Regions from separate parts of the Homo sapiens genome. Here region 2 is linked to region 1. Evidence: chromatin loops called from intact Hi-C (ENCODE). Cell type or tissue: heart right ventricle. All regions are shown on one strand. Links, peaks and the distances in the headings refer to the core of each region. The heading gives the core; the rest is flanking DNA. Region 1 has its middle 50 kb from the start of APLN. Region 2 holds the start of ZDHHC9 (zDHHC palmitoyltransferase 9).

Region 1 (15,340 bases), core at 6,576-11,575:
TGCACCTGGCCAATATTTTTTTAAAAGAAGGAAAAAAAGGAAAGATGGATGAAAGAAGGGCAGGAAGGAAGAAAAGAGGGAGGAAGATGAGAAAAAGGGAAGAAAGCAAGAAAGAAGAAGGAGGGAGGAAGGAAGGACCTCCACGGAAAAGGGGCCGAGATCAGCTCAACCGCAGTCTCTAGCTGGCCCCTCCTTTCCACTGCGCATTTCCCAGCCCCTCCAACTCCTGCCCCACCCCCCCACCAATAAAATTCAAACACTCATTGCCTCATGTAAGGAGTTAAATCGCCTGATGTATTTAACTCCTTTCTAACTAATTTCTCAGTTGCCAGTTTCTCTCCCTGTACACATCACTGCACTGTTTTGATGTCTCTCCCCTATTCCAGACCCCTGCTGGCCCCCCAGCCCACTTGCCACAGAAGTTCCAATCCTTCTGCCTGGCATGCAAAGCTCTCCTTAGTCTCTTCCACCCACCTCTCAGGCTGAGTCTCCCACTCGACCTTCTCATGCCGTTCCCTTCCCTAAACTCATGCGCACTCTCTGCTTTGGCTCGGTGGTCTGTACCAGCCACCTGGAACCCTCCAGCCCCCACCTCTCCACCTGCCCAAACCCCATCAAACCCAAATGTCACCTCTTCCAGGAAGCCTTTTCCCACAACCCCTGCCCACCACCCCCCTCCCCCGAACTCCTAGAACCTGCCCTCTGTACCACTATTTTAACACACTACATACCAAAGGATGTTGTTGCCCCTTTGGGACTGGAAGCTTCAGGAGAGTGGGAACCAAGCTGGGCGTATTTTAGTTTCCCCACAATGCCTTGCAGAGAGTAAGTGTTCAATGATGTTTGGCTAATAAATAAAGATTGTCTGTTAAAGCATAAGTGTATCCAATAAGTGTTCCTGAAATGTATATACATTTAATTATTCATTCTGAGCTCTATTAACTTTAGAGGAGTTCATGTGGTAGGGGGGGACTTACTGAATTATATTAATGTAATCCAAGAAGATAATAGTTTTTAGCAACCACACAGTACTGTTATTTTCTATTGTTTTGTAGGCAACAAAATCAGCCTTGTTAAATTTGCTTTTTAAAATTGATTCTCAAAGTTTATTAAAAAATTAGAACTAGAACTACCATATGGTTCAGCAATCCCACTTCTAGAGATATATCCAAAAGAATTGAAAGCAGGGTCTCAAAGCTATATTTGCACACCCATGTTCCTAGCAGCATTATTCACAATAGCCAAAAGATGGAAGCACCCCAAATGTCCATGGATAGAAAAACAAAATGTGTTAGTTCTCTACATACAATGGAATATGATTCAGCCTTAAAAAGGAAGGAATTCTGACACATGCTGCTACATGGATCAACCTTGAGGACATTATGCTAAACGAAATAAGCCAGTCCCAAAAAGCACTGTATGATTCTACTTCTATGAGGTCCCTAGAATAGTCAAATCCATAGAGAAAAGAAGCATGGTGTTACCAGGGGCTGGGGATTGGGGAAATGGGCAGTTGTTTGATGGGTATACAGTTTCAGCTTTGCAAGATGAAAATGTTCTGGAGATTCATTGCATAGCAATGTGAATACTCCTAACACTATTGAACTCTACACTTAAATATGGCTAAGATGATCAATTTTATGTTTTGTGCTTTTTTTTTTTTTTTGAGTCTAGCTCTGCCACCCAGGCTGGAGTGCAGTGGCGCGATCTTGGCTCACTACAACCTCCGCCTCCCAGGTTCAAGCGATTCTCCTGCCTCAGCCTCCCGAGTAGCTGGGATTACAGGCACCCGCCACCATGCCCAGCTAATTTTTGTATTTTTAGTAGAGACAGGATTTCACTGTGTTGGCCAGGCTGGTCTCAAACTCCTGACCTCGTGATCTGCCCTCAGCCTCCCAAAGTGCTGGGATTACAAGCATGAGCCACCGTGCCTGGCCCCTGTTTTGTGCTTTTTACCATGATTAACATTTTTTTTTTATCTTAAGTGATTTTCCAAAGGCAAGTCTGATCACATCACCCCTCTCTGGGTCCCAGAATTCTTACCTGGACCCACAAGCCTTGGCTTGTCTGCTTGTCATGGACTCAAGCCTCCTCCCACATCCTGCCATCCCCCATTCTTTCAGATGAGATGAGGCACATTCACGGTGGTATGGCCGTAGACCCATCCCCCATTTTTTCAGACTGGACTTCTGTCCTTGTCTGCTCCTTGCTCCCTCTCACCACAGAGCCAACTCCTCCCAAGGCCTCAGTCTCTGCGAAAACAACACTTTCTCTGAGGAGCTTTCCCTGGCCACCTCCTAGCCTAGGCTGTAACATGTCCTTGTGACACGCTCTCCTTGCACCCTTTCCTCTCCTTCACTTTGTAATTACACATTTATTATTTGATCAAGGTCACTCTCTCCCACCAGCTCAGGAACGCTGCTGAGGCAGAGACCACATCTTTTCCTCCCCTTACTATCATATCTCCAGCAGCTAGCCTGATGCCTGGCATCCAGTAATCTTCATCATTGATTATTCCAGTGTTGGCAAAGGCAAGGAAAAACAAGCCCGCCTGCTGCTTGGACAAGAGTAAATAAGTGTCACCTTTCTAAAAGCAATGTGGCAACATGCATTAAGAGCCTGGAAGCATTCACACTCGTAATTTCACTTCTAGGAAATCACCCTAGAGGAGCGCAATGGCGTAAGTCCACCCCTGTTCATCTCAACATACTCATTAGCACAAAAAACAAAGCAATTTACATAACCTTCATCACCAGAAGAAGGGTAAACACATTGTAGATGTTTATGGATATATTATGGCGCCTTTTCAAATAATGTTTTTGAGGAATTGTGATGTGGAAAAATGTTAGGATATAACATGAGGTGGAAAAGGCAGCATATAAGTAGGTATGTACCTAATGTTCCTAAATTTAAAATATCAGATATAAAGATAATACATAGGCACAAAAATAGTGGAAGTCCATTCTCCAAACTGTTAATAGCAGTCACCCCTAGAGGGTGGCATCATGGGCAGTCGTGGCTTCAGAATGTCTACATAGGAGGGTTTAGAAACCATCGAAAGGTAGGCTAGGGGATTCGTCTTGAAGCTGCAAGATGGCCTTTGCTTAGCAAGCAGGGTTTTGCCTTACACTGCATCTATATTCAGAGTCACTATGGGGGTGCTGATGGAGATTAGGATAAAGCCCCCAAGCCACTCTCTGGAGCCAATCTCAATTTTTTTTTTTTTTTACTCTTATTTATATGTCTGGTTTTCTAAATGCTCTACAATGAAGATGTATGACTTTTATAATCAGAAAAAGATTAAGGAAAACATTATTTCATGAAAGAAAGGCACTTCTGTGTGTTGGGATGAATGAACACAGTGTCCTGCTCAAGCACATAGGCGGCTGGACAGGGCCTTGCCAGCACAGTCGCTCACCGCAGCTCCCTCACATCACAAGCCTGCCCTCTCCCTCGCACCCGCAGGCATCTGTCCTCCAGCTGCTGACACAGCTGGGCAGCAAAGGTCCCATCTTGACTGTGCACCTCGGAGGCAGCACCGTGGAGCATGGAGTTCTAAGGCATGTCCACGGGCCAAGCACACTTGTAAAGGCCATTTGACAACAATGGGCTATACCCCTCTACCTCTAACGGTGGCCCTGGCTTTGAAGAGCAAGGATCGTTTTCTGATTGTAGCTGTGGCCACTAGATGGCAGAGGAGAATGACGGTTTCCAGTTGTATAATAAAATTGGTATTTAAAGCTGCAGTTACTTTTCTTATTTCATGATCATTTCTATTTTGGGAAATTCGGTTGACTTTTCTCCTTACAGTCTCTTACTTATGGCCTTAAAAGTCCACAAAAACAAAAACTTTTTTTTTTCAGAACTAGGTTAAAAGTATCTAAAGTTCATGGAAGTTTCAGCACTCTTCATTGAACACAGGTAGAATTAAATCACATTTTCCTCTCTTGCCTCTTTCACTGTCCATCAATGTTTCAAGTTATTTTGAAAGTGTCAACAATGGTTGGGAGGTGATCTCACTGCTGAAAGGTAATGACTTCGATCTTCTCTGGAGAGGGGTCAGCTGGGAAGGAACGATGGAATCAATCGAGGCAGTTGGAGAGGCGGGGAGAAACACAGTTGTGACCTGGGAAGAAACAGACTAATCCCTGGCCAGAAGATGGCACAGCAAAGTGGAGAGGAAGGAGACCAAAAGGGAATGGGGCTTGTTACAGGTTCAGTTGTATCCCCCCAAAATCGATATGTTGAAGTCCTAATCCCCAGTACCTGTGAATGTGACCTTATTTGGAAATAGACTCGTCACAGATATAATTAGTTAAGTAAGATGAGGTTATACTGGGAGTAGGGTGGGCCCTAATCTAATATAACTGGTTTCCTTATAAAAAAGGGAAATTTGGACAGAGACACACACACAGGGAGAACACTGTGTAAAGGCAAAGGCAGGGATCAGGGTGATGCATCTCTAAGCCAAAGAATGCCAAAAATTGCCAGCAAACCATCAGAAGCTCAGGATGGGCATGAGACAGATTCTCTTTCACAGCCCTCAGAAGGAACCAACCCTGCTGACCTCGATTTCACACTCTGGCCTCCAGATCTGTGAGACAACATGTTTCTAAGCCTCCCACTGTGGTACTTTGTTACTGCAGCCCTGGGAAACTAATACAAGGATTTTGGAGCCATGGAATAGTGGTAAAATCGTAATAGAATTTCTTCACTCACTTCTAGGACTGTTGGACCTGATACGTGGGGGTGATGGCTGAAGGATAGAAGTTTCCTCCTCTACCATTCTATCATCCCCTCCACAATCACATTTCTCATTTCTTTTCTTTTTTTTTTTTTTCTCTCTTTTTTTTTTTTTGAGACAGAATTTCGCTCCTGTTGCCCAGGCTGGAGTGCAGTGGCGCGATCTCGGCTCACTGCAACCTCTGCCTCCCAGGTTCAAGTGATTCTCCTGCCTCAGCCTCCTTAGTAGCTGGGATTACAGGCACATGCCACCACGCCCGACTAATTTTTCATATTTTTAGTAGAGACAGGGTTTCACCATGTTGGTCAGCTGGTCTCGAACTCCTGACGTCAGGTGATCCACCCACCTCGGCTTCCCAAAGTGCTGAGATTACAGGTATGAGCCACATTTCTTGAACGAGTTGTCTCCACTTGTTGTCCCCACTTTCTTACCTCCACTCACCCCTCAACCCTTTCTAGCCCATTCCTCTGACATGATTCTCACCAAGGTCACCAGCAACCTCCATGCTGCCAAAACCAAAGGTCGTTTCTCAGTCCTCACCTAACCCAACCTCTCAGCAGCATTCCACCCCTTCTTCAGGAACACTCCCTTCACCGGGGTGCAGGAACTCCACACTCTTCCCAGAGTTCCTGCTGCCTCACCAACCACTCCATCTCCATCTCCATTGCAGGCTCCTCTACTTTCTTGGCCCCGCCACTAGATGATGGCATGTGCTGAGGTTTAGGCTTGGGTCACTTCTCTTCTTACTCTATACTCTCTCTCTCGCTCCATAAACCCCACTCACTCCTCTGTCTGCAGCTGTCTCCAAACTCTATCTGAAGCAGTCTGTTGCTGCCACCATACACTTCAGACTTGTTTACAGTGGCATTACATCCTATTCAGGTTTACATCCTTTTTTTTTTTTTTTTTTTTTTGAGACAGAGTCTCGATCTGTCACCCAGGCTGGAGTGCAGCTGCATGATCTCAGCTCACTGCAACCTCCACCTCCCGGGTTCAAGCGATTCCCCTGCCTCAGCCTCCCGAGTAGCTGGGATTACAGGCGTGCGCCACCACGCTTGGCTAATTTTTGTATTTTTAATAGAGATGGGGTTTCACCATGTTGGTCAGGCTGGTCTCGAACTCCTGACCTTGTGATCTGCCCGTCTTGGCCTCCCAAAGTGCTGGGATTACAGGCGTGAGCCACTGCGCCTGGCCAACCATGCTCATTTGTTTATATATTGTCTATACTTGCTTTGGGGCTGCAACAGCAGAGTTGAGTGGTTGCTACAGAGACTGTATGGTCTGCAGAGTCTAAAATACTTACTATCTGACCCTTTACAGAAAGTTTGCCAAACTTTGATCTAGACCAAGCTTGTCCAACCAGTGGCCCGTGGGCTGCATGCGACCCAGGACAGCTTTGCAGGCAGCCCAACACAAATTCATAAAATTTCTTAAAACATTATGAGATGTTTTTGTGATTTGATTTTTTCTTTCTTTTTTTTTCTTTAGCTTTTCAGCTATCGTTAGTGTATTTTATGTGTGGCCCAGGGAAGCCAAAAGATTGGACAGCCCTGATCTACACTGTGGTCTCAGCCTTCACCACTGAAGGCTTGGGGTCCCTTAACATAGTCAGACAGCCAGATGGGAAGGGCTCCCTGGCAGAACCTCCCACGGCCTGCGCACTGGGAAGAATGCGAAGTGGGGTGGAGCCACATAAGTTCCTGTCATTTGCAGCCGGGAGGCGCCAGGCCCCTCCTCTTCCTGGGTGGAACCTGAGATTCAGCAAGCGGAGACAACTCTTTCAAGAAATGTGGCTCACGGCCGTGATCCCAGCACTTTGGGAGGCTGAGGCGGGTGGATCACCTGAGGTCAGGAGTTCGAGACCAGACTGGCCAACATGGTGAAACCCCGTCTCTACTAAAAATACAAAAAATTAGCCGGGCGTGGTGGCGTGCACCTGTAATCCAGCTACTCCTCAGGGGATATAGTAAAGACTAATGACCAAAACTCGAGAGAAAGGAGGGGGCTTGCCATTCCTAGGGCATGGCTCACCATCTGCTGCCAGAGGACATTGGAAGTCAAAGGGAGGCACCAGCAGTGGGTCAGTGACAGCTTCAGCCTCTGCACTACATCCTGAGGTGTCCCCAGTCCTCATAGCACATGCCTGCAGTCTGAAGACAAGAGAGGGAGCTGAGTTTCCTGAGCCAGGCTCCTGTTCAGTCACCCCAGACCAGCTTCAAGCTCTGGCCCACAAAGTCATCTGGGGTCTGGTTGTCTCTCAGCTCCCCTCCTTGGGACATGGATCCTCACCTCTTGCCATACACAGGCTCCAGTGTGGAAGGGATACAGGATGGGGCATTTGGGGGTTCTTTCTGACTGGCTGTGACCCCAGAGAGGGAGGTGTCATGCTGGAGAGTTGGACAGCCACCCTCTATGGCGACCAGCCCTACCACCCGGCCTGGAAACATGCCCACTGTGGGGAACCCAATTGTGAGATTCCCCTCTGCCTCACCCCAGTTTTCTGGGCGGAGATGTCCACAGGCAAGTGTGGGCGGGTCCTCTGGCACATTAAGCTTTATCTGTAGGCTGGTACCTATGAAATCTGGAAGGCTGGGGATTTCGGAATCTCTGACCCATTCAACCTGGAGCATCTTGCTGAGTCCCACCAAGAATGGAGACCTCAGGGCCTAGTTGTTTGATTTGCGAAATGTCATTTTAGGCCACCTCCTTACCAGCGGGTCCACTGCACAAATGTCTTGCTCAGATCCTTAAGAGCTGAGGAGTGCCAACAGCACTCCTGACGGATGGGTGGCCAGCAGCAGAGGCAGGAGCCCTGTGCCCTGCCAGGGGAGAATCAGGAATGAAAAGCTTTCCCAGTGCTGGCTGGGCGCGGTGGTTTACGCCTGTAATCCCAGCACTTTGGGAGGCCGAGCTGGGTGGATTATGAGGTCAGGAGATCAAGACCATCCTGGCTAACATGGTGAAACGCTGTCTCTACTAAAAATACAAAAAATTACCTGGGCGTGGTGGCACGCGCCTATAGTCCCAGCTAGTTGGGAGGCTGAGGCAGAAGAATCGCTTGAACCCAGGAGGCAAAGGTTGCAGTGAGCCCAGATCGTGCCACTGCACTCCAGCCTGGGTGACAGAGCGAGACTCTGTCTAAAACAAACAAACAAACAAAAAACAACTTTCCCAGTGCTTACAAATCCATCTTCCATCTCACCTCGGCCTGCAGTGTGCTGTGTGACCACTAAGAGGCACTGTGAGGTCACAAGAAGCTTGGAGAAGCGCGGCCACCATTTCAGTCCCAGCCTCCGGGAAGTGAGAAAACCCCTAGGGAAAGGTGCAGGATTCTGGGACTCTTTGGGACATCCCTCCCTGGCAGAAAGGATCTATTCTAGTCAGCAGTGGGGACCTGGGCTGGGCACCTCATGCTGGCCGTTGCGAAGGGTGGTGCAAAGAGGAAAAGAACAGAGACCTAAAGGGGCCCTAATTCATCCCAGGCACCGGCCACTGGCAGATGACTGGCCCAAACAAGCCCGGAGGGCCACACTGCAGAACCAAGCAGGAGGCGGAGCCGAGCAGGGAAGGCGGGACCCTGGAGGACGTCTTGGCTCCTGGCTTCGCGGGTTCTTTGGGATGTTTTAGGAAGGACTCTTGACCTCCAGATGTGTGGTGGTTGGAGGTATGGGATGCAGTGGAGGACCCAACACGGAACAAACGGGAGACTGGGTGTTGTTTTGACACCTCCCTTTCATGTTCTCACGTCCATGTCATCGCCAAGTTCTTTCATTTCTACCTCCTGAATATCCCTGGAATTTTTCCCCTTTGACCCAAATCTGCTCCCTCCACCCTTGTCTAAGCCACCATCATCTCTCCTTGATGTCTCCAAGATACGGTTGCCGCATAAAATACAGGACACCCAGTTAAATTTGAATTTCACATAAACACAGAATAATTTTTAGTACATCTTGTACAATACTTGGGATGTACTTATACTAAAAAACCATTGTCTATTATCTGAAATTCCCATTTAACTGGGTATCCGGGGTTTGGTTTTGTTTCACTCTTTTGTTTTGTTTCTAAATCTGGCAACTCGACCAAGAGTTTTCCCAGCCCTGTGCCTCTTCAAGGCTTTCTCTACAGAGCAGCCAGAATGAACATACAGAAATTCAAATCTACCCAGGTCACTGCCTTGCTTAAAACCCTGACCACCTCCCAGCTCTCAACTCCATCTTCCACTGTTTCCCTAAGCCCACAGCATGCCCCCAGCAAACCAAATACACTGTTGCCTCTTAAATGTGCCCCACATCCTTCTACACACTCCCATCCCTGTCCAGCCACCTAAAGAATTCAAACATGGTTATCAAACTCAACTACCACCCCTTTTTGTCAGGCTCTTCCAGACATGTCGCCTGCCTCCCCCAAGCCAAGCACGCCCTCTTTGCACTGTATAGTAGCCTTTTGTAGAGCACTTGTTTAGCTGTATCTAAATGATTTGTTTAGGTGTCTGACTTCCCCCACTAGACTGTGTCCTCCTTCAAGGAAGGGGCCCAGTGTTATTCATCTTTGCAACCACAGTGCACAGCACAGTGCGTGGCCCAGAGTGGGGCATTCAATGAAGGAAGGAAAGAAGGAAGGAAGTAAGGAAGGAAGGAAGGAAGGAAGGAAGGAAGGAAGGAAGGAAGGAAGGAAGGAAGGAAAATTCGTGATTCCAAATCTGAAGCCTAGATGGGCCACTGGAAGTGACTGCAATGACAGTACAGGACACCAGGGGGCAGAATAACCTCAGTTTTCTTTAAGGGAGAGGGGCGTGGTACAGAAAGCCGACTTCTTGGCTCTGGGCTTCCTTCTCCAGTTCCAAAGAGAAGAGTTTTATTGTTTTGTTTTGTTTTTAAATCACGGAAACATAAAACAAGAATGGACCTTAAGAGACCATGGGAACCAGTCCTCTGCTTTTTCGTAGTTAAAAAATTCTTTGCATTTCCACTTAACTATCTGTTTTCAGGTGGTGAAAAACATCCTTTGGTTTGTTACAGACAAATCACAGAGAGGTTAGAGGACTTGCTCCAAATTACCCAGCAAGTGAGCAGTACAAGGAGGCCTGGAGCCCAGTGTTCTGCAGACATGATCCCATTTCATCCTCACTGCAGCCCCATGAGCGAGGCACTATTGTTGTCTTACAGGTGGGGAACATAGAGAGGTTGTCATCTGACTGGATCACACCGTGGTAGAGCAGGGAGTTGGATGAATGCAGGCAGGTCTCCAATCTTCCTTTCTAGTGTCCCTACCTCTCTTACACTCTCAAATCTTTGCTTGGCTCTTTTTTTTTTTTTTTTTTTTGACAGAGTCTCACTCTGTCGCCCAGGCTGGAGTGCAGTGGCGCCATCTCGGCTCACTGCAAACTCTGCCTCCCGGGTTCAAGTGATTCTCCTGCCTCAGCCTCCCTAATAGCTGGGACTACAGGCGCGTGCCACCACACCCAGCTAATTGCTTGGCTTTTTTGGGGGGGTTGGGGGGTGGGTGCTAACCCCAGATCCCTACATCCTCAGCACTCAAGCCCAGAACGTCTTCATGGGACTGACAGCTTCTGTGAATCCCGTGGGGAACCACTGGGCATCGACCCAGGCCCTGTGACAGCTACAAATAGGTAAGACAAATGAGGGTATCTGGGATGCAGACTCTAGGGAGGCATTCCTTCAAGGGCAGGGGTATGCCTGAGAGTGAGCCCCTCCTGACACTGTGTGCCCCAGGGTCCTCACTTGCCTCCCTCTAACCTTGGCCCTGGGTGCAGTATTTGAACAGAAACCCTGTTCTCCTTTCCTCCAACTGCTAGGCCAGTCTAACTATGGAGAGGTCTCAAGGAGGCAGGAGCCACTTGAGCTCTTTAAGGAAGGTGAGATGGATGGCAAGTGACCACCAGAGACTGTGTTCCGCCCTGTATAACTGCTTCATTGTAGAGCCTCAACTCAATAGGGTACAAACACACAATGCTTTTCTCTTTCCACAGTCATGAACCATCTTGGCAGGGTTCTGGAGGCTTCCCCACTTCAGAGTTCCCTGACATGGGAGAAGCTATTTGGCCACTACTTCTTCCAACCAACCCAATCCCTACCCACACCTATGCACACACCTGTCCCCAGCAGTATCTACAAAGACCTTTGTTGTTGAGGTCCCCTTGCCCTGAAGCCAGTCCTCTTGAACAGGACAAGGTAAGACAACTCAAATGTGTGACCTTTGGAGGTGTCCCTCTGACCTGAGGAAAGCGCACATGGCTGGCTACACCACTGCCGCCTCTGCTCTTTGCCCTCTCTCCACTCCCCTTTAGTTGTTCTCATAGGCTCAGGGCAGAGTCACAAGGCTGCCACCCAAGCAGATGTCCAACCAGGAATGAGATAACATGTCCCACTTCACAGCCTGACCCCCTATGCCGTCCCAATCTTGATGGCATTCTCTTGGAACCCCTCACTTGGCCACAACACTGGGCCAAAGTCTCCTGATCATCCCAGTGGTGCCCCACCACTACTTTCTGCTTATCTAGACGGGGTGGGAGCAGTAGAACCTGTTTGCTAAGCTCTTAATAAGCCCTGAAGGAAGCATTGGTCCCCTATCATTGGAAGTTCCTTGGCACTTCTTTCTTGGAACTAGTCCTCAGCTTTGGGCCCTTGTTGCCAGTTCTCAGGTCTATAGAAGTCCCACTCACATCCTGTTGAATGTCAATTGCATAATTTTGTATCCCTGTGTTCCAACTCCTGAGGACTGGAGGGAAAATGAGTGTCCCCTCTTCACCTCAGCTATTTTACATTGGATGGAAATGGGGCATAGAGTACCAAGGTGCCAAGAATGGAGGAAAGGATAAGCTGGGAGCCATTCTCAAGTAAAAGGGACCTTGGAGTAGTGGAAAGAGTAACTCATTGTCACTCACTGGATGCATGCCTTGTGCAAGTCACGGAACTCCCTGAGATTCAGTTTCTTCATCTGTAAACTGCAGATAACACAAATGTCCCAGGAATGTAGTAAAGATTAGATGAGATCATGTATGTAGAAGCCTTATATAAACTGTAAAGCACTGATCAAAGGAGTGAAGCTAATTATTAATTAGTTTTAAAGAAGCCATCCCTACCATCAAAGATCTTGCAGGGATTGGGTAGCAATTCATAAGAGATTATGACAGAGGGCTGAGCTGTGGGAGGCAGTAGAGAGCAGTTGTTAAGAGCAGGGACCTTGGTTTCTAGCTCTGGCACATCCTAGCTGTGTGACTTTGAATAAGTCACTGCCCCTCTCTGAACCTCAGTTTCCTCAGATGTAAAGTAAGGATGATAACACCTCCCTCAGGACCTGGGAGGATCGGATGAAATGGTACACAAGAAGAATGAGCTAGCACAGGGCTTAATACATAGTGGTGCCCAATAAATGTTGGCTGTAGCTAGGGTTATTAAGAGATCAGCAGCCATTACAAAGGGAAGGAGGGGTCAGGGAAAATCTCCTATGGGAGATTAGGCTTGAATTTGGCCTTGAAAACAGGAGACAAATTTGGAATGTCAGAAAAAGTTGCATATAAGTAAGTCTTGCCAAGCACTGGGGGAACAAAAAAGTAAGGCCCCAAAGTTTACTTCCATCCTCTCTCCTAGATGGTCTGAAAAGATGGTCATGCAGGTGGCCTGGCCCAAGAGGGGCATGCCAGTGAGAAGCCATAGGGAAACTGACATAGTGACATGGCCCTCCTACTCCTGCTGAAATTCAAACCTCTTCACAGGCAGTCGAGGGAGAACTCTGGGCCAAGCTGTGCGGTCTACCTCCTACTTTGTGACCCAGGGTGGCCCTGAGGCCCTGGGCCTGTCCCTCTAGCCCTCCCCTGATAAATCAGTCCCTAACATGTGCCTCTTGGTTGTCAGTGGATAAATGCATGACTCCTTCCAGGGAACTGGTGTGCATTTCAGTGGGGGCTTTCTAGAAACAATACCTTACCTCCCAGAGTTTCCCAAGAGCAGCTGGAGCTCTTGTTTTCTTACTTGAAACCTCAGTGGATTCCTCCAGCAGTTTAAATCTTCATCGTTTGCTGAATCCCAGGACCCAGGAAGCACAGTTTGCACCTGTCTTAATACCCAGGACTCACTGGGGCCACCTTCAGCCTTGGAGACAAGATGGGCCAGAGGGAGAACAGCTGGTGGCCCACATCTGCTTTTGCTTTTGTTTGGACAAAGATGATGTGCCATGTCCTTTTCTCTGTCACTGTGCATTGGTCAGAATATGTGGAGTTATGCTGCAATAACACAGAAACCCTGAAATCTCAGGGGTTTAACACAAGAAAGGCTTATTTCTGGTTCTCACAAAAGTCTAGTGCAGGTTGGATGACACGTAGTAAGGCCAACCTGAAACATGTGGCCTCCTAGAACTCCACAGCAGGGGGAAAGACAGATGGAGAAGTAAATAGTCTTAGTCAGCATGGGCTGTCATAACAAACTAGCATAGACTGGGTAGCTTAAAGAAGAGGAATTCATTTCTCACAGTTCCACAGCTGGAAAGCCCACAGTCAAGACACTGGCAGATTCAGTGTCAGGTAAGGGCACTCTTTCTGGCTTGCAGATGGCTGACTTCTCGCTGTGTCTTCCCATGGCTGAGAGAGAGCTAGCTCTCTGGTATCTCCTCTTACGAAGGCACTAATCCTATTGGATCAGGGCCCCATACTCATTTAACCTTAATTACTTCCTAACACCAAATACAGCCACACTGGCGGTCTAGTGTTTCAATATATGGATAAGGGGGACACAATTCAGCCCATAACAGCACACCAACTCTTAACTGTCTTGGCCCAGAAATGATGCACATTAAGTTCACTGACTCTCTTGGTCAGAATTAGTCACGTGGCCCAAGCTTAATTGCAAGAAAGGCTGAGAAATGTAGGGGAGCAAATATTTGCTGAGCGCAATCTGTGCCACACACTGTCTTCTAGGCTGAGCCTTGAGGAAGAAGGAAAGTCTCGAAAGTCAGAACAGTGGCTCGGATGTAAAGTGTAAGGAAACACACACCTGGGACTGTCTGCCAGGCAGGTTCAAGGAACCAAGACCAGGAACCTGGTTCTGAATAGAATTCTTGGGGGAAGAGGGGGGAGGAGGGAACTTGTCCCTGTGTTTGGTATATTTCGAGGTTTACTATGTCTTCTGCCCAGGATGTGAACACAAATCCTTCATCACAGATATATCAATAGACACTCAGGAAATTCAGATGAATTAGGCAGAGATCAGAGTTTTTATTCTGTTTTTAAAAATCAACATATTGAATGTTTCCCCCAAAACTACGTGTTTTATTTTATTTATTTATTTATTTTGAGACAGAGTCTCACTCTGTCACCCAGGCTGGAGCACAGTGGCGCAATCTCGGCTCACTGCAAGCTCCGCCTCCCGGGTTCACGCCATTCTCCTGCCTCAGCCTCTCAAGTAGCTGGGACTACAGGCGCCCGCCACCATGCCCTGCTAATTTTATGTATTTTTAGTAGAGACGGGGTTTCACCGTGTTAGCCAGGATGGTCTCAATCTCCTGACCTTGTGATCCGCCCGCCTCAGCATCCCAAAATGCTGGGATTACAGGCGTGAGCCACTGTGCCCGGCCAACGTGTTTTTTTTTTTTTTTAACAATCATTTTCCACTACATAGCAATAGGAAGAGGGTTAACACAATTATGTCAAATAGGAATCTTCAGGAGCGAGCTTTAGTGAATAGATAAGCCTGATATGCAAGCAGCACAGCCATGGTTGATTTCTAACTTGCTGGTGGGTCTGTTTTTTTAAACAGAAGATCCTGGGTTCCTTTGGTGGGTACTGGGAGGCAGTGTATCAAACCCACTGTCTCATAGCCCAACCGCTATATGAACTAGTTCAAAGCTTGAATTGGTGAAGTCCAAAAAAGAGAAGCTTTGCTTTTCCAACATGTTCAGAACTGTGATGGGAAAATGGTTGACTAAGTGCCACATCTTTCCTCTGCTCGAATAGAATGTAGATCATTGAGCCATGTGTAGTGACAAGGTGTTTTTGGGAAAGGTCTCAATGCTATGAATTGTTATTGTGCTCATGACCCTCCCTTAAGATGGCGTAAACGCCCTGGCATGATCAGCCCACACCTGCCTCTTTAACCTTATCTCTCTGCCTAATCCCATAGGGACACCAGCCTCCATTCTGGTCCAAGAGGCCCCAAGTCCTTTGCTGCCCTGGGGCTTTTGTGCTGGCTGTTCTCTCTGCCTGGAATGTTCTTCCTCCAGATTTTTGTGGGCTGCTTCCTTTTCATCTTTCAGGCTCAGCTCAAAAGCCACTAGCTCATAGAGGTCTGACAACCCATATAAAGTCAAAGTATCTCCCCTGGTACCCCAGAAACACATATACTGTTTGTCATCACCCAGTTTATTTCTTTGTTAATAAATATCACAGTCATCCCCTATCTTGTTCATCAATTACTTACTTCTGAATGTCTTCGGAGAAATTTCTTAGGGCTGAGCCTACTAGACTGTGAGTTTCCCAAGGGAAAATAGGGACTGAGGTCTCTATAGCCTTTGTCTCCTGCAAGGTAGGGAAGAGGCAGTGATGACTCATGTTTAAGAATACTTGAGTTCTGGCTGGGCATGGTG
Region 2 (15,340 bases), core at 1-5,000, 240 kb after region 1:
ATGACCACGAAGCAATGAATTCAGCTGGCATCTCTACAGACATCGCTCAAGAGGACGTTAAAGTCATCCAAGGACCAGCCCCAAACTCCCCAGAAAGCAGGTTCTTCCCCTGGACCCAAAGTAACCATAATCAGGTAACTCTACTCAACCGAAACTCACTCAAAGGCGAAGAAGAGTGTACATGTCCCCAGGATGAGGAAAAGGGTCAGGTAGAAAATGCCCTTTTGCCGGGCCATCATGACGCGGCCATCACAGCAAAAGGTGTTCCTGCCTGGGAGTTTCTCCCATTTCCGTGTCACCTTCTTTCTCACCACCATCACAGACATGATTGGAATTCCTGCTCCAAAATGGGTTTTGCGATTACACGAGAGAAGAAACAGAGGCTGAGCCCAGCTTTGAAATCACGTTGCCTGCTATTCCTGCCGCTGGGTCAAACATCATCAAAAGTCCAATTGCTAGCCCTAAGAAAAAGCAGAAAAAGAAAAAAAAATGAGGCAATAATAAGAAAATACAGTTCAACCCTCCTTTCCCAGAGACAGAAAGTTGAAAACTGACTGAAGGGGTGGGGACGGGGAAGTGGGAAAAGTTTATTTCCAATTCGTGTTTGTTCTCTAAAAGAAGGTATGATAAAAGGTTCTCAAAAAAGGAAAGGGGCTAGTATTTCTTCTTAAATAAGCCTCTATGCTTCCAATCTAATGCTGATGATCTGATCATCACAGAACCTTGGAACTAGAGAGGATTTTATAGGTGATCGTGCCAATTATTAATACTTTGTTTTGTAAATGAGTAAACTGAGGACCAGAGAGAGGAAATAACTTATCCAGGACCACACAGCAGCAATGCTGATACTGCTAACTTCCAGTCAAGGGCATGTTCCACTATGCCACAGTGTTCTTTCAACATCATTAAAAGGACTCTAAAAATAATAGTAGAGTTTCTGTCCTTATAAAACCTCCCTCCCTTCCTCCACTTCACCTTCTTTCTTCAATTAGCCACTCGAATATGAATCACAGCAGGGAACAAGTCACCCTCTGGCAGGGCCAGGAGGTTCTGGACGCTCTGTGCACATACGTGCATTGTATTTACACAAAACAGATTTCCCCTCATCAAACCCTCTGCAACTTCCTGAGTCCGGGAAATGAAACAATCTGGCTGGTCTAGCCTAACATTTGTGAGAATCTTAATGAAACCACATCAGAGACCTGTAGGTGAAAGGCTGACTTAAGCAGGAGAGATTCTGGAATGGTTGGTGACTGCTGATGGCTGGTTGGGGGGTGGGGAATGGCAGCAGCTAAGAAAAGTCACAAGGGCGCTTTCTGGGACATGTCCTAAGTACCATCTCTACTCAGCATCCTGAATTCCCAGGCCCAGAGTTTCTCAGCCTCTGCTACCCTTCTCCTCCGCTCAGGTGTGGTGTTGTGGCCTCTATTTACCGACACCACATGCCCCACGCTGGCAGGACTGAGGCGGAAGCCTGCAGCCCGACGGACGGAGGGAGAAACAGCCAACTCGCGGGCTGGAGAGGGCAAAGGTCCAAAAACAGCCTAGGAGCGGAGCAGGGAAACGAGAAGGTAGAAGGTTCGGGGAAGGGGAGGGGGGCCCAGAGGTGCAGAGAACCCGTCCTTTGTGTAAAACTAACCTGGAAGACAATCTCCTCCCGATAAACCGGCCCAGCGGGAGAAGGGAGACCAGGAAGGGGGAGCCGGCCTGGAAGAACAAAGATCAAAATCCGTCGGGAAGCAGCGACCGGCTCCCCAGCGGGGGGCCGGAGGCCGGAGGCCGGAGTCCGGGGCCGAGCCGCGGGCGCGGCCTCTCGAGGCCCGCCCTGACTCCGCCACGCCGCGGACCACCGCCCCAGGCAGGTTGGGACGCGCGCCACATCCACACGCACACGCAGCCACACGCTCGTACACACTCACACACGCCCCGCCACGTGTAGTCACCCCGGGCCAGGGGCTCGGCGGCTGCCGAGTTGAGAAGGGCGGTGCCGACGTCCCCGCCTCCAGGCGCCGCGGAAGGGGAGGCAGCCCACCCTGCAGCCGAGCCCAGGAGACCCCCGCCCCCACCCCTCGTTACCTGAACCACGGAGACCCAACTCGGCCGGCAGCTGACGGCAGGAAACGGACCGTCCCAGGGAATCACGTCGGCAGCCAAAGGTGGCAGCGACTTGTCCTCCCCGGGCCGGGAGGCTGTCTCCTCCTGACAAGGGGCCCCAGTGGTCGGGGCCCTAAACCAGCTGTGGCAACCGCCCACCACTGGCCAAATGGAACGCTCCTCACGTCACCAGGTCGCTCCAGTAGTTGCTCGCCCTCTATTGGCCGATCGGCCTCGGCGCCTCCGCCCCGGCCGCCCCTATCCCGAACTGCCATTGGTTTTGCCTAACGCCACTCGACGATGCCTCCGCCCACTCCTCCACCCATCTCCCTGCTGCATGCCCACCTGCCAAGCCACTGCCAGCCTCTCTTTGGGGTCTGAGCGCCAGTATGTGAAGTGTTGCCTTCTATTAATATAGTTACGCAGAGACGGAGGTTAAGGGTAGTGCCGATGGGACAGCAAAGGGTGGAACCAGCCTACACACACGCGCGCGCGCGCGCACACACACACACGCGCGCGCACACACACACACAGTGAGATGCTGAAGCAACACTAGCTCACAGATCCGGGTGCTCACCCCAAACTAGGTCTGCCATGGGCCTCTCCAGCCCTGCTTGCATTTTAAAATCAACCGCAACTTGAGATTTTACTCTTTATCGGCATAAAAACAAGTCATCTGCCTCCCAAGTCTCATTCAGTAGCCAGGGACCCCATATCTGTCCCAGTCACCCTAGCCTGCATCTCTAAGTCTTTCAAATCAAAACACACAAACAAGCATAAAAAGCATGTTGTAAAGGATAAATGTCCCCAAGAACGTATTATCATTTTGCAGCACCTAAAACAACTAATTGACATTAATGGAGTTAAAGAAACTCCACTGAGGACATAAATTCTTCCAGGTAGGTAATGAAGTAAAGATTGCCAAAAAGGTTGTAAATTTTTATTCGGTTTGGAAAGCTTATGATGATTAAGGGGAGAATCCAAGGCAGAATTCCCACCCACCAACCAGATTGATTTTTTCCTTCTGCCACCCAGCTCTGCATTACTGCCACCATGAGCCACTGCTACTGATCCGAGTGAGTTGCATGCATTAAAAGTTTGAGATTGGGCTGGGCGCGGTGGCTCACGCCTGTAATCCCAGCACTTTGGGAGGCCGAGGCAGGTGGATCACCTGAGGTCAGGAGTTCAAGACCAGCCTGGCCAACATGGCAAAACCCGTCTCTACTAGAAAGACAAAAGTTAGCGGGGAGCGGTGGGACTCGCCTGTAGTCCCAGCTACCAGGGAGGCTGAGGCAGGAGGATCACTTGAACCCAGGAGGTGAAGGTTGCAGTGAGCCAAGATCATGCCACTGCACTCCAGCCTGGGCGACAGAGAGAGACCCTGTCTTAAAAAAAAAAAAAAAAAAGTTTGAGATTGAAGGGGGGAAACAATTGAGAACCACAGTATTATACTATAGGGTGACTTTAAAAGACACTAGGTCTGTTTTCACCAGTATGGCTCCTGCCTTCCAAATATAAGAGGAAATATGAGAAAAGGTTGAAGGTGGCATCTCCTTTCCAAGTGTAAGAGGAGATAAGAGAAAAGGTTGAAGATTGGAGGAGAATGCCTACATTACCAGCCTAGGTTTTCCTAAGCGTGATAAAAATTTCAAAGTTTTAGAGATTTGGTATTTGGAATTAGTACAGAAGAGACTGCCAAAGCTCTTCCTAAGGCAGTTGTATGTTAGTTGAAGGACCACATACATGGTCAAGAACTATTTTTCCTTTACAGTATATGTGTCCCACACAATATGAAACAAAAAGCTACATAATAATTACATTTGACACTTTCATGGCACCCTTCAAAATTCTTAAAGGATTTAAAAAACACTAGGTAATTCTGAGATGTGTTGTAATTAACTTGCAAAGGAAGGTTTGTCTTTATAAAGCTTCCATTGTTCCTTAGCACTCATGCTGATTATGATCAACAGTTTATTCCTCATGAAGTGTACGATCAGTATCATTGCCTCCAATTCTCCCGCTTTGAATTCTGGAGGGTGCTGGTATTGCACACACTTGGTATGGGAGGGAGAAGAACTTCCCTAAACCTCATCAGCCCTGTGGATTTCCAAGCCTATGTATATCAGATGCCCTTAGGAATAGTATGGTCACCCCAGCTGCCATCCTTCTGACTATGGAGCAGTGAAAAATAAGCCTCTGTAGCACTCAAACATATTTTGTCCATAGCTCAGGTGCAGGTGAAGCCTGAGGAGTCCTGGAATCGATGTGTCATGGTGACACATTCCTGAGCTCTGTCCCTCCCTGCTCTGGGTCACATTCCCTCTCGGACTAAGTGGCTATGTGAGTCAGGCTTGTTTTATTACAATCTGTTATTATTTATTCTCAACACTCAAAGAAAAATAAGGAAAATTTATGTGGACAAACATCCCATAGTACTTCCTCCTATGTAGTTACATCATTTTATATAATCCTTAAAGTCTTAATACACACACACAACTAAATTGTGACTATAAACTGAGACTGTTTTTTCCTATTCTTTTCTCTTCTCTTTTCAACAGACTTCCCACTTTTTACATCCAAGTCAGTGTTGGCTCTTTTGAAAAGAGGTTATAGGCCGGGCACAGTGGCTCACGTCTGTAATCCCAGCACTATGGGAGGCCAAGGCAGGCAGATCACTTGAGGACAGGAGTTTGAGACCAGCCTGGCCAACATGGTGAAACCCTATCTCTAGCCAGGCATGGTGGCAGGTGCCTGTAATCCCAGCTACTCAGGAGGCTGAGCATGAGAATCACTTGAATCTGGGAGGCGGAGGTTGCAATGAGCCCAGATCGCTCCACTGCACTCCAGCCTGGACGACAGAGCGAGATTCCATCTAAGAGAGAGAGAGAGAGAGAGAGAGGGAGAGAAAGAAAGAAAGAAAGAAAGAGAGAGAAGAAAAGGGGTTATAGTCATGTGATGAGCACTAGAAACACCACAAAAATCAAGGTATAGCCTTCCAGTTTATAAGACAGCTCCTTGTGTTATCATGTATGTTCTGGAGTATTTGTTTAAAAATACCTGTCTCCACATTTATTCTTCATGTGTGTGTGTTTGTGTGTGTGTGTGTGTGTGTGTAGGCGTGTGTAGGTGTAGGTGTAATGTGCTGTTTGATCCTGAGTGCCACCACTGGGTTGAAGCTTTCCTGTTAGTGTTGCTTCAAAGACTCTTCTGTAACCACCCGGAGACCCATTCAGTACTACATCCAGGAGCAGACATAAAGCATCAGCCCCCATCCTGCTTTTGAGCTCATGATAGCTCCTTTATTCTCTATTTTCTGTAGCCTCAAACTTGTCATGTCACTTTGCCCTCCTCCCCACACACACAGCCCTTTCCACCCCACCTCTCTGACTTGCACATCTCTTTCTGCTTTCTGGCTATAAATGCATGTGTGTGTAGAACGAATTGATGAACAAAAGAATGAACCACGGAATGCCCTACCCACGCATGATGAGCTAGTATTCTTAAGCAACATCTGTTTCTCTGAGGCCTGGGCTGCTATCACTGACATAGAAGATCCAGGATGGTAGGTAGCTCAGAAAGCACATAAGCCTTATGGCCAGACAGGCCTCGGTTCAAATCCTGGCTCTGCTACGTAATAGCTTGTATAACCTGTGGCAAGTAATTTATCCTTTCTGAGACTATTTCTTCATCTGTAAAATAAAGCTAATACCTATATCATGGAGTTATAAAGGGAATTGTGTGCTAACTGTCTGGCATGGAAGAGAGACACAGTCAATGCTGTATGTTATAATGACATCTCCATTACTGCCCCCTCCCATCTCCCTCCCTTAGCCATCCTGCTGACTGGGGTAGAGAGGTAGAAAAAATGAGACCCATTCTTCACTGTATAGAGTCCTTGTCATCCATGTACCACCACGTTTTCATAACCTCTAAATTCATCACTGAATTGAATCCTTATCTGACTGGGTTTCCCAGCCCCCTACCCCACCTGGGACTGGGGAAAGCCTGGATAGTAATCTTGTTCTAGTAGAATGGCTGATCCTTAGCCTCCTCTTCTCAAGTAAATCATTGACATTCCTGCCACATTATCTGTTTCAACAGGCAAAAGGTAAATGGGATTGCTTTCACTGAGCACCTCCTATGTTCACAGCCCTGTGCTGAGATTGTTGGCTTCTCTTGGGAACTAAGCAGCACCTTAAAGATGTCCTCGCATGGCCAGGCGCGGTGGCTCACGCTTGTAATCCCAGAACTTTGGGGGGCTGAGGCGGGTGGATCACCTGAGGTCAGCAGTTCAAGACCAGCCTGACCAACACGGCGAAACCCCGACTCTAATAAAAACACAAAAATTGGCTGGGCTTGGTGGCAGGTGCCTATAATCCCAGCTACTTGGGAGGCTGAGGCACAACAATCGCTTCCACCCGGGAGACAAAGGTTGCAGTGGGCTGAGATTGCGCCACTGCACTCCAGCCTGGGCGACAGAGCAAGACTCCGTCTCAAAAACAAACAAAAAAGATACTTTTGCATGAAAGCCAAACATGCAGAAAGCCCCCCAAAAAACAGCCTGGGATGGCCAGGAAAGTGTTCATCACAATGCAAGTGAACTGCCCAAACGCAGGTCTCTGTTTCTGCCTCAGATGCCTGGCTGCTCCCACTGGTTCCCAATTTGACTTCATCTCTGGACTGTGGATTTCTGACTCTGCCTGGGATGGCTTTAGGTCCTATGCTTGAACCCTCAACAGTAGCCCTAAGACAATCCTCTCATTAAAAGAGAATCATAACAGCAATAGAAATCATTTATTGGGGACCTCCTCTGAGCCAGGGATTGTAGTAGGTGCTTTATACATTTAGATTCTCAGATTACGGTCTAAACTTGATGTGCAAGTGACAGCATCTGATACTGACCCGGCACAGCCCTAGTCTCTGACTCTGCCCAGCTCTCTCATTCCAAGAGCTCACCTCAATCACTGTGCAGCCCAAAAATAGAACCAGTTTATCAATCAATCATGAAGTATGTATTAAGCAACAGCCATAGTTTGCTCAGCCTGTACTAGGCAATATGGGAAATACCAAGGAAGTATATGACATGATCCCAGCCTCCAAGGAACTTAAAATATTCTAGGGGCAAAAAGACTAGCACCTATGAAGTCATTAAAGATAAATACAAAACAGTGCAGAGTCAAATTCTCAACTATGCATAGCAGAGTCTCCAACTTCTTAAGGAGATCTTGCCTCAAAGGGTTGTAGCTTCTCGAATACCATTGGTAGAGGAGTAAACTGGTAAAAATCTTTCAGCAGGGCTATTTGGCGGTATCTTTTAACATTTTTGCATTACACAACCACTGACCCAACAATCCTACTTCTATCTAGAAATACTCGCACAAATGTTCAAAGATATATGTTCAAAGATGTTCACTACACACATTGCAATTGTTTGTGAATGTGCATAATTGTGTATGTGTAATTGCAAAAATTAGCAAACAAAAAAGGCCATTAACTATTGGAAATCTACATAGTACAGTACTATGCAACTATTAAAAATAATGGTATATAACATTCATACAGAAAAGAGCAGACCACTGCCTTCCTATATGTGGGAATATTTCAATGGAAATTTTACATTAAAATATTTTCTTGAGGCCGGGCACACTAGCTCACGCCTGTAATCCCAGCACTTTGGGAGGCCGAGGCGCGTGGATTGCTTGGGGCCGGGAGTTTGAGACCAGCCTGGCCAACATGGTGAAACCCCGTCTCTACTAAAAATACAAAAATTAGCCAGGTGTGGTGGTGCGCACCTGTAGTCCCAGCTACTCGGGAGGCTGAGGCAGGGGAATCACTTGAATCTAGGAGGCGGAGGTTGCAGTGAGCCGAGATTGCGCCACTGCACTCCAGCCTGGTGACAGAGTGAGACTCCGTCTCAGAAAAAATAAAAAATAAAAAAAAATTTTTAAAAAAGCAGCTCTGGCTCTCCCTCTCCCTCTCCCTCTCCCCCCTCTCCCTCTCCCTCTCCCCCCTCTCCCTCTCCCTCTCCCCCCTCTCTCTCTCCCTCTCCCTCCTCTCCCTCTCCCTCTCCCCACGGTCTCCCTCTCCCTCTCTTTCCACCGTCTCCCACTGATGCCGAGCCAAAGCTGGACTGTACTGCTGCCATCTCGGCGCACTGCAGCCTCCCTGCCTGATTCTCCTGCCTCAGCCTGCCGAGTGCCTGCGATTGCAGGCGCGCGCCACCACGCCTGACTGGTTTTCGTATTTTTTTGGTGGAGACGGGGTTTCGCTGTGTTGGCCGGGCTGGTCTCCAGCTCCTAACCGCGAGTGATCCGCCAGCCTCGGCCTCCCGAGGTGCTGGGATTGCAGACGGAGTCTGGTTCACTCAGTGCTCAATGGTGCCCAGGCTGGAGTGCAGTGGCATGATCTCGGCTCGCTACAACCTCCACCTCCCAGCCGCCTGCCTTGGCCTCCCAAAGTGCCGAGATTGCAGCCTCTGCCCGGCCGCCACCCCGTCTGGGAAGTGAGGAGCGTCTCTGCCTGGACGCCCATCGTCTGGGACGTGAGGAGCCCCTCTGCCTGGCTACCCAGTCTGGAAAGTGAGGAGCGTCTCTGCCCGGCCGCCATCCCATCCAGGAAGTGAGGAGCGCCTCTCCCCGGCCGCCATCCCATCTAGGAAGTGAGGAGCGTCTCTGCCTGGCTGCCCATCGTCTGAGATGTGGGGAGCGCCTCTGCCCCGCCGCCCCGTCTGGGATGTGAGGAGCGCCTCTACCCAGCCGCAACCCTGTCTGGGAGGTGAGGAGCGTCTCTGCCCAGCCGCCCCGTCTGAGAAGTGAGGAGACCCTCCGCCTGGCAACGGCCCCATATGAGAAGTGAGGAGCCCCTCCGCCCGGCAGCCACCCCATCTGGGAAGTGAGGAGCGTCTCTGCCCGGCAGCCACCCCATCCGGGAGGGAGGTGGGGGTCAGCCCCCGCCAGGCCAGCCGCCCCGTCCGGGAGGGAGGTGGGGAGGGTCAGCCCCCCGCCCGGCCAGCCGCCCCATCCGGGAGGTGAGGGGCGCCTCTGCCCGGCTGCCCCTACTGGGAAGTGAGGAGCCCCTCTGCCCGGCCAGCCGCCCCGTCTGGGAAGGAGGTGGGGGGGTCAGCCCCCCGCCCGGCCAGCCGCCCCATCCGGGAGGGAGGTGGGGGTGTGAGCCCCCCGCCCGGCCAGCAGCCCCGTCCGGGAGGGAGGTGGGGGAGTCAGCCCCCTGCCCGGCCAGCCGCCCCGTCCGGGAGGTGAGGGGCGCCTCTGCCCAGCCGCCCCTACTGGGAAGTGAGCAGCCCCTCTGCCCGGCCAGCCGCCCCGTCCAGGAGGGAGATGGGGGGGTCAGCCCCCCGCCCGGCCAGCCGCCCCGTCCGGGAGGGAGGTGGGGGGTTCAGCCCCCCCGCCCGGCCAGCCGCCCCGTCCGGGAGGGAGGTGGGGGGGTCAGCCCCCCGCCCGGCCAGCCGCCCTGTCCGGGAGGGAGGTGGGGGGTTCAGCCCCCCCGCCCGGCCAGCCGCCCCTTCCGGGAGGGAGGTGGGGGTGTGAGCCCCCCGCCCGGCCAGCCGCCCCGTCCGGGAGGGAGGTGGGGGGGGTCAGCCCCCCACCCGGCCAGCCGCCCCGCCCGGGAGGGAGGTGGGGGGGTCAGCCCCCCACCCGGCCAGCCGCCCGGTCTGGGAGGTGAGGGGCGCCTCTGCCCGGCCGCCCCTACTGGGAAGTGAGGAGCCCCTCTGCCCAGCCACCACCCCGTCTGGGAGGTGTACCCAACAGCTCATTGAGAACGGGCCATGATGACAGTGGCGGTTTTGTGGAATAGAAAGGAGGTAAAGGCGGGGAAAGGATTGAGAAATCGGATGGTTGCCATGTCTGTGTAGAAAGAGGTAGACACGGGAGACTTTTCATTTTGTTCTGTACTAAGAAAAATTCTTCTGCCTTGTGATCCTGTTGATCGGTGACCTTACCCCCAACCCTGTGCTCTCTGAAACATGTGCTGTGTCCACTCAGGGTTAAATGGATTAAGGGTGGTGCAAGATGTGCTTTGTTAAACAGATGCTTGAAGGCAGCATGCTCGTTAAGAGTCATCACCACTCCCTAATCTCAAGTACCCAGGGACACAAACACTGCGGAAGGCCGCAGGGTCCTCTGCATAGGAAAACCAGAGACCTTTGTTCACTTGTTTATCTGCTGACCCTCCCTCCACTATTGTCCTATGACCCTGCCAAATCCCCCTCTGTGAGAAACACCCAAGAATGATCAATAAAAATAAATAAATAAATAAATAAATAAATAAATAAATAAATAAAAGAAAAAAAGAAAAAAAAAAGAAGCTCTGGATGCATATAGGCAGGAGCAGAAAGGCAAGAAGGGGGCCTCAGAGCAAAAGAAGAAGGACAAAGACAAAAAAACAGACTCGGAAGAGCAAGACAAGAGCAGAGATGAGAACAATGATGAAGATGAAGAAAGGCTGGAAGAAGAACAGAACGAAGAGGAAGAAGTAGACAACTGAATAGGGCAGGAGACTGTGGCATCTTGGAAGGTACCACTTGAGATGAGATGTGCTACATGTTTCTGTGAAGCTTTTTCATGCTGGGCAGAGTAGTCTCAGGCAGAAGTGCCTGAAAAGATCAGAATAAAAACTGACTAGAAATACCATCAAAACCAGCACTTCCTAAACTCAAAGCATCTGAGTAGCAGAATCCTGTTTTACTTCATCAACCTCAAGGTTATGACTTTTTGGCAAAAGGGATTCTGAACGGCTAAATTAGTCAGTTTGATCACTTTTGGTTACTTATTTGTATGGTTAGGTGGTTTTTGATCCGCAGTCTTTCCTATTCCCCCAAATAAGTAATAATAACTTCCATGCTGCCTGATGTGTTCCAGATCACAGAGGCAGCCAAAGCTCAGGAAAATTGGGGCTTTGCTTATGGTCAGCCTATGTTTGATTGCACAGTCTTTGACAATAGTAGCTTACTAAGACTGGTCAGAATGAGTAAGCTTTAGGAAACTACTAAAATGCTGTGGGATAATAACAAAATCTGTTCTGTCTCTTCACTTGACAGAAGCGTTAACTGAATTTTGTTTTTCATAGACCCACTTGGCTCAAAACCTTTCTAAATTGCCTGTAGATAATTCGACCTGCTGGGGTGGGGGTAATCTGGTCACAAATGTTCTTAAATCAGCAGTTTAAAATGGTATTCGTCAAGCAAGGGTGCCAGTGTCTTACTTTTACAAAAACAGATGGCATAGTGTCACATGTATCTTACTCTCTGCTACTGTACAGCTTTGGGATTTGTCATCACCTGCTGGAAGGTGTAAAACCCCAGGCTTCCTCTTCTTGAAGTCCATCTCCCAGACTTGTGACTATGGCTTTTCATTCTTCAATTCATGATGAGTTCCAAACTTTATTTCCTCTAGGCACAGCTTCCTCCCTCTGCGCCTCTTACTTCCTTTCTCTCTTCTGCCTCTCCTCTGCTCCCCATCCCACTTTCTGCTCTCCCTCCTTTTCTCACTTATGTCAGTCTAGGAGCTTTGATTACCTGCTTAGTACTCCAAAGTGTGAGTTCCTCTGATCTCTTGATTCCTTGGTTCTAATCTCATCATGCTTTTTGTTGTTGTTGTTGTTGCTGTTTGTTTGTTTGTTTGTTTGTTTTTGAGATGGAGTCTTGCTCTGTAGCCAGGCTGGAGTGCAGTGGCATGATCTCAGCTCACTGTAACCTCCACCTCCTGGGTTCAAGTGATTCCCCTACCTCAGCCTCTCAAGTAGCTGGGACTACAGGTGCGCACCAGCATGTCCAGCTAATTTTTTGCATTTTAGTAGAGACAGGGTTTCACCATGTTGGCCAGGATGGTCTCAATCTCCTGACCTCATGATCCACCCGCCTCGGCCTCCCAAAGTGCTGGGATTACAGGCGTAAGCCACCATGCCCGGCCTTGTTTATTTATTTATTTATTTAATTATACTTTAAGTTCTAGGGTACATGTGCACAACGTGCAGGTTTGTTACAAATGTATACATGTGCCATGTTGGTGTGCTGCACCCATTAACTTGTCATTTATATTAGGTATATCTCTTAATGCCATCCCTCCCCCCTCCCCCCACCCCACGACAGGCCCTGGTGTGTGATGTTCCCCTTCCTGTGTCCAAGTGTTCTCATTGGTCAGTTCCCACCTATGAGGGAGAACATGCAGTGTTTCATTTTCTGTCCTTGCGATAGTTTGCTGAGAATGAAGGTTTCCAGCTTCATCCATGTCCCTACAACGGACATGAACTCATCCTTTTTATGGCTGCATAGTATTCCATGGTGTATATGTGCCACATTTTCTTAATCCAGTCTATCATTGATGGACATTTGGGTTGGTTCCAAGTCTTTGCTATTGTGAATAGTGCTGCAATAAACATACGTGTGCATGGGTCTTTATAGCAGCATGATTTATAATCCTTTGGGTATATACCCAGTAATGGGATTGCTGGGTCAAATGGTATTTTAGTTCTAGATCCTTGAGGAATCACCACACTGTCTTCCACAATGGTTGAACTAGTTTACACTGCCACCAACAGTGTAAAAGTGTTCCTATTTCTCCACATCCTCTCCAGCACCTGTTGTTTCCTGACTTTTTAATGATCGCCATTCTAACTGGTGTGAGATGGTATCTCATTGTGGTTTTGATTTGCATTTCTCTGATGCCCAGTGATGATGACCTTTTTTTCATGTGTCTTTTGGCTGCATAAATGTCTTCTTTTGAGAAGAGTCTGTTCGCGTCCTTCGCCTACTTTTTGATGGGGTTGTTTGATTTTTTTTCTTGTAAATTTGTTTAAGTTCTTTGTAGATTCTGGATATTAGCCCTTTGTCAGATGGGTAGATTGCAAAAATTTTCTCCCATTCTGTAGGTTGCCTACTCACTCTGATGGTAGTTTCTTTTGCTGTGCAGAAGCTCTTTAGTTTAATTAGATCCCATTTGTCAGTTTTGGGTTTTGTTGCCATTGATTTTGGTGTTTTAGATATGAAGTCCTTGCCCATGCCTATGTCCTGAATGGTATTCCTAGGTTTTCTTCTAGGGATTTTATGGTTTTAGGTCTAACATTTAAGTCTTTAATCCATCTTGAATTAATTTTTGTATAAGGTATAAGGAAGGGATCCAGTTTCAGCTTTCTACATATGGCTAGCCAGTTTTCCCAGCACCATTTATTAAATAGGGAATCCTTTCCCCATTTCTTGTTTTTTTCAGGTTTGTCAAAAATCAGATGGTTGTAGATGTGTGGTGTTATTTCTGAGGCCTCTGTTCTGTTCCACTGGTCTATATCTCTGTTTTGGAACCAGTACCATGCTGTTTTGGTTACTGTAGCCTTGTAGTATAGTTTGAAGTCAGGTAGCATGATGCCTCCAGCTATGTTCTTTTTGCTTAGGATTGTCTTGGCAATGCGGGCTCTTTTTTGGTTCCGTATGAACTTTAAAGTAATTTTTTCCAATTCTGTGAAGAAAGTCCTTGGTAGCTTGATGGGGATGGCATTGAATCCATAAATTACCTTGGGCAGTATGGCCATTTTCATGATATTGATTCTTCCTATCCATGAGCATGGAATGTTCTTCCATTTGTTTGTGTCCTCTTTTATTTCGTTGAGCAGTGGTTTGTAGTTCTCCTTGAAGAGGTCCTTCACATCCCTTGTAAGTTGGATTCCTAGATATTTTATTCTCTTTGAAGCAATTGTGAATGGGAGTTCACTCATGATTTGGCTCTCTGGTTGTTATTGGTGTATAGGAATGCTTGTGATTTTTGCACATTGATTTTGTATCCTGAGACTTTGCTGAAGTTGCTTATCAGCTTAAGGAGATTTTGGGCTGAGATGATGGGGTTTTCTAAATATCCAATCATGTCATCTGCAAACAGGGACAATTTGACTTCCTCTTTTCCTAATTGAATACCCTTTATTTCTTTCTCCTGCCTGATTGCCCTGGCCAGAACTTCCAACACTGTGTTGAATAGGAGTGGTGAGAGGGCATCCCTGTCTTGTGCCAGTTTTCAAAGGGAATGCTTCCAGTTTTTGCCCATTCAGTATGATATTGGTTGTGGGTTTGTCATAAATAGCTCTTATTATTTTGAGATACATCCCATCAATACCTAATTTATTGAGATTTTTTAGCATGAAGGGCTGTTGAATTTTGTCAAAGGCCTTTTCTGCATCTATTGAGATAATCATGTGGTTTTTGTCTTTGGTTCTGTTTATATGATGGATTACGTTTATTGATTTGCATATGTTGAACCAGCCTTGCATCCCAGGGATGAAGCCCACTTGATCATGGTGGATAAGCTTTTTGATGTGTTGCTGGATTTGGTTTGCCAGTATTTTATTGAGGATATTTGCATCGATATTCATCAGGGATATTGGTCTAAAATTCCCTTTTTTTGTTGTGTCTCTGTCAGGCTTTGGTATCAGGATGATGCTGGCCTCATAAAATGAGTTAGGGAGGATTCCCTCTTTTTCTATTGATTGGAATAGTTTCAGAAGGAATGGTACCTGTTCCTCCTTGTACCTCTGGTAGAATTCGGCTGTGAATCCATCTGGTCCTGGACGTTTTTTGGTTGGTAAGCTATTAATTATTGCCTCAATTTCAGAGCCTGTTATTGGTCTATTCAGAGATTCAACTTCTTCCTGGTTTAGTCTTGGGAGGGTGTATGTGTCCAGGAATTTATCTGTATCTTCTAGATTTTCTAGTTTATTTGCATAGAGGTGTTTATGGTATTCTCTGATGGTAGTTTGTATTTCTGTGGGATCGGTGGTGATAACACCTTTAGCATTTTTATTGCATCTATTTGATTCTTCTCTCTTTTCTTCTTTATTAGTCTTGCTAGCAGTCTATCAATTTTGGTGATCTTTTCAAAAAACCAGCTCCTGGATTCATTGATTTTTTGAAGGGTTTTTTTGTGTCTCTATCTCCTTCAGTTCTGCTCTGATCTTAGTTATTTCTTGCCTTCTGCTAGCTTTTGAATGTGTTTGCTCTTGCTTCTCTAGTTCTTTTAATTGTGATGTTAGGGTGTCAATTTTAGATCTTTCCTGCTTTCTCTTGTGGGCATTTAGTGCCATAAATGTCCCTCTACACACTGCTTTAAATGTGTCCCAGAGATTCTGGTATGTTGTGTCTTTGTTCTCGTTGGTTTCAAAGAACATCTTTATTTCTGCCTTCATTTTGTTATGTACCCAGTAGTCATTCAGGAGCAGGTTGTTCAGTTTCCATGTAGTTGAGTGATTTTGA

Evidence for each region. A loop is a pair of places that touch in the nucleus more often than their neighbours do. Peaks named below come from ENCODE experiments on the same cell type or tissue, not always from the same donor. Only the 100,000 strongest peaks of a DNase experiment are listed, where the experiment ranks them.
Region 2: a loop joins it to region 1, with 2.7 times the contacts of the local background. A loop is called at or near these places in 9 of 110 quality-filtered maps.

The regions. Positions count from the first base shown.
Region 1 is chrX:129,597,636-129,612,975 of GRCh38, forward strand. No RefSeq gene overlaps it. Among named protein-coding and RNA genes, the nearest start is that of APLN, 50 kb to the right of the region's middle. RefSeq lists enhancers at 2,956-3,456, 3,457-3,957. In heart right ventricle, for the core only: CTCF peaks have their summits at 7,979 and 9,503 (motif pointing right); DNase peaks (open chromatin) are centred at 7,091, 7,996 and 9,486; H3K4me3 peaks cover 387 bases; H3K27ac peaks cover 427 bases.
Region 2 is chrX:129,841,620-129,856,959 of GRCh38, forward strand. ZDHHC9 (zDHHC palmitoyltransferase 9) reads right to left here and starts at 2,267. Exons shown (of 11, transcript NM_016032.4): 1 at 2,077-2,267; 2 at 1,640-1,707; 3 at 160-461. The coding sequence starts at 326. RefSeq lists enhancers at 7,888-8,703, 8,704-9,517. In heart right ventricle, for the core only: a CTCF peak has its summit at 2,354 (motif pointing left); DNase peaks (open chromatin) are centred at 1,423 and 2,362; H3K4me3 peaks cover 2,141 bases; H3K27ac peaks cover 1,638 bases.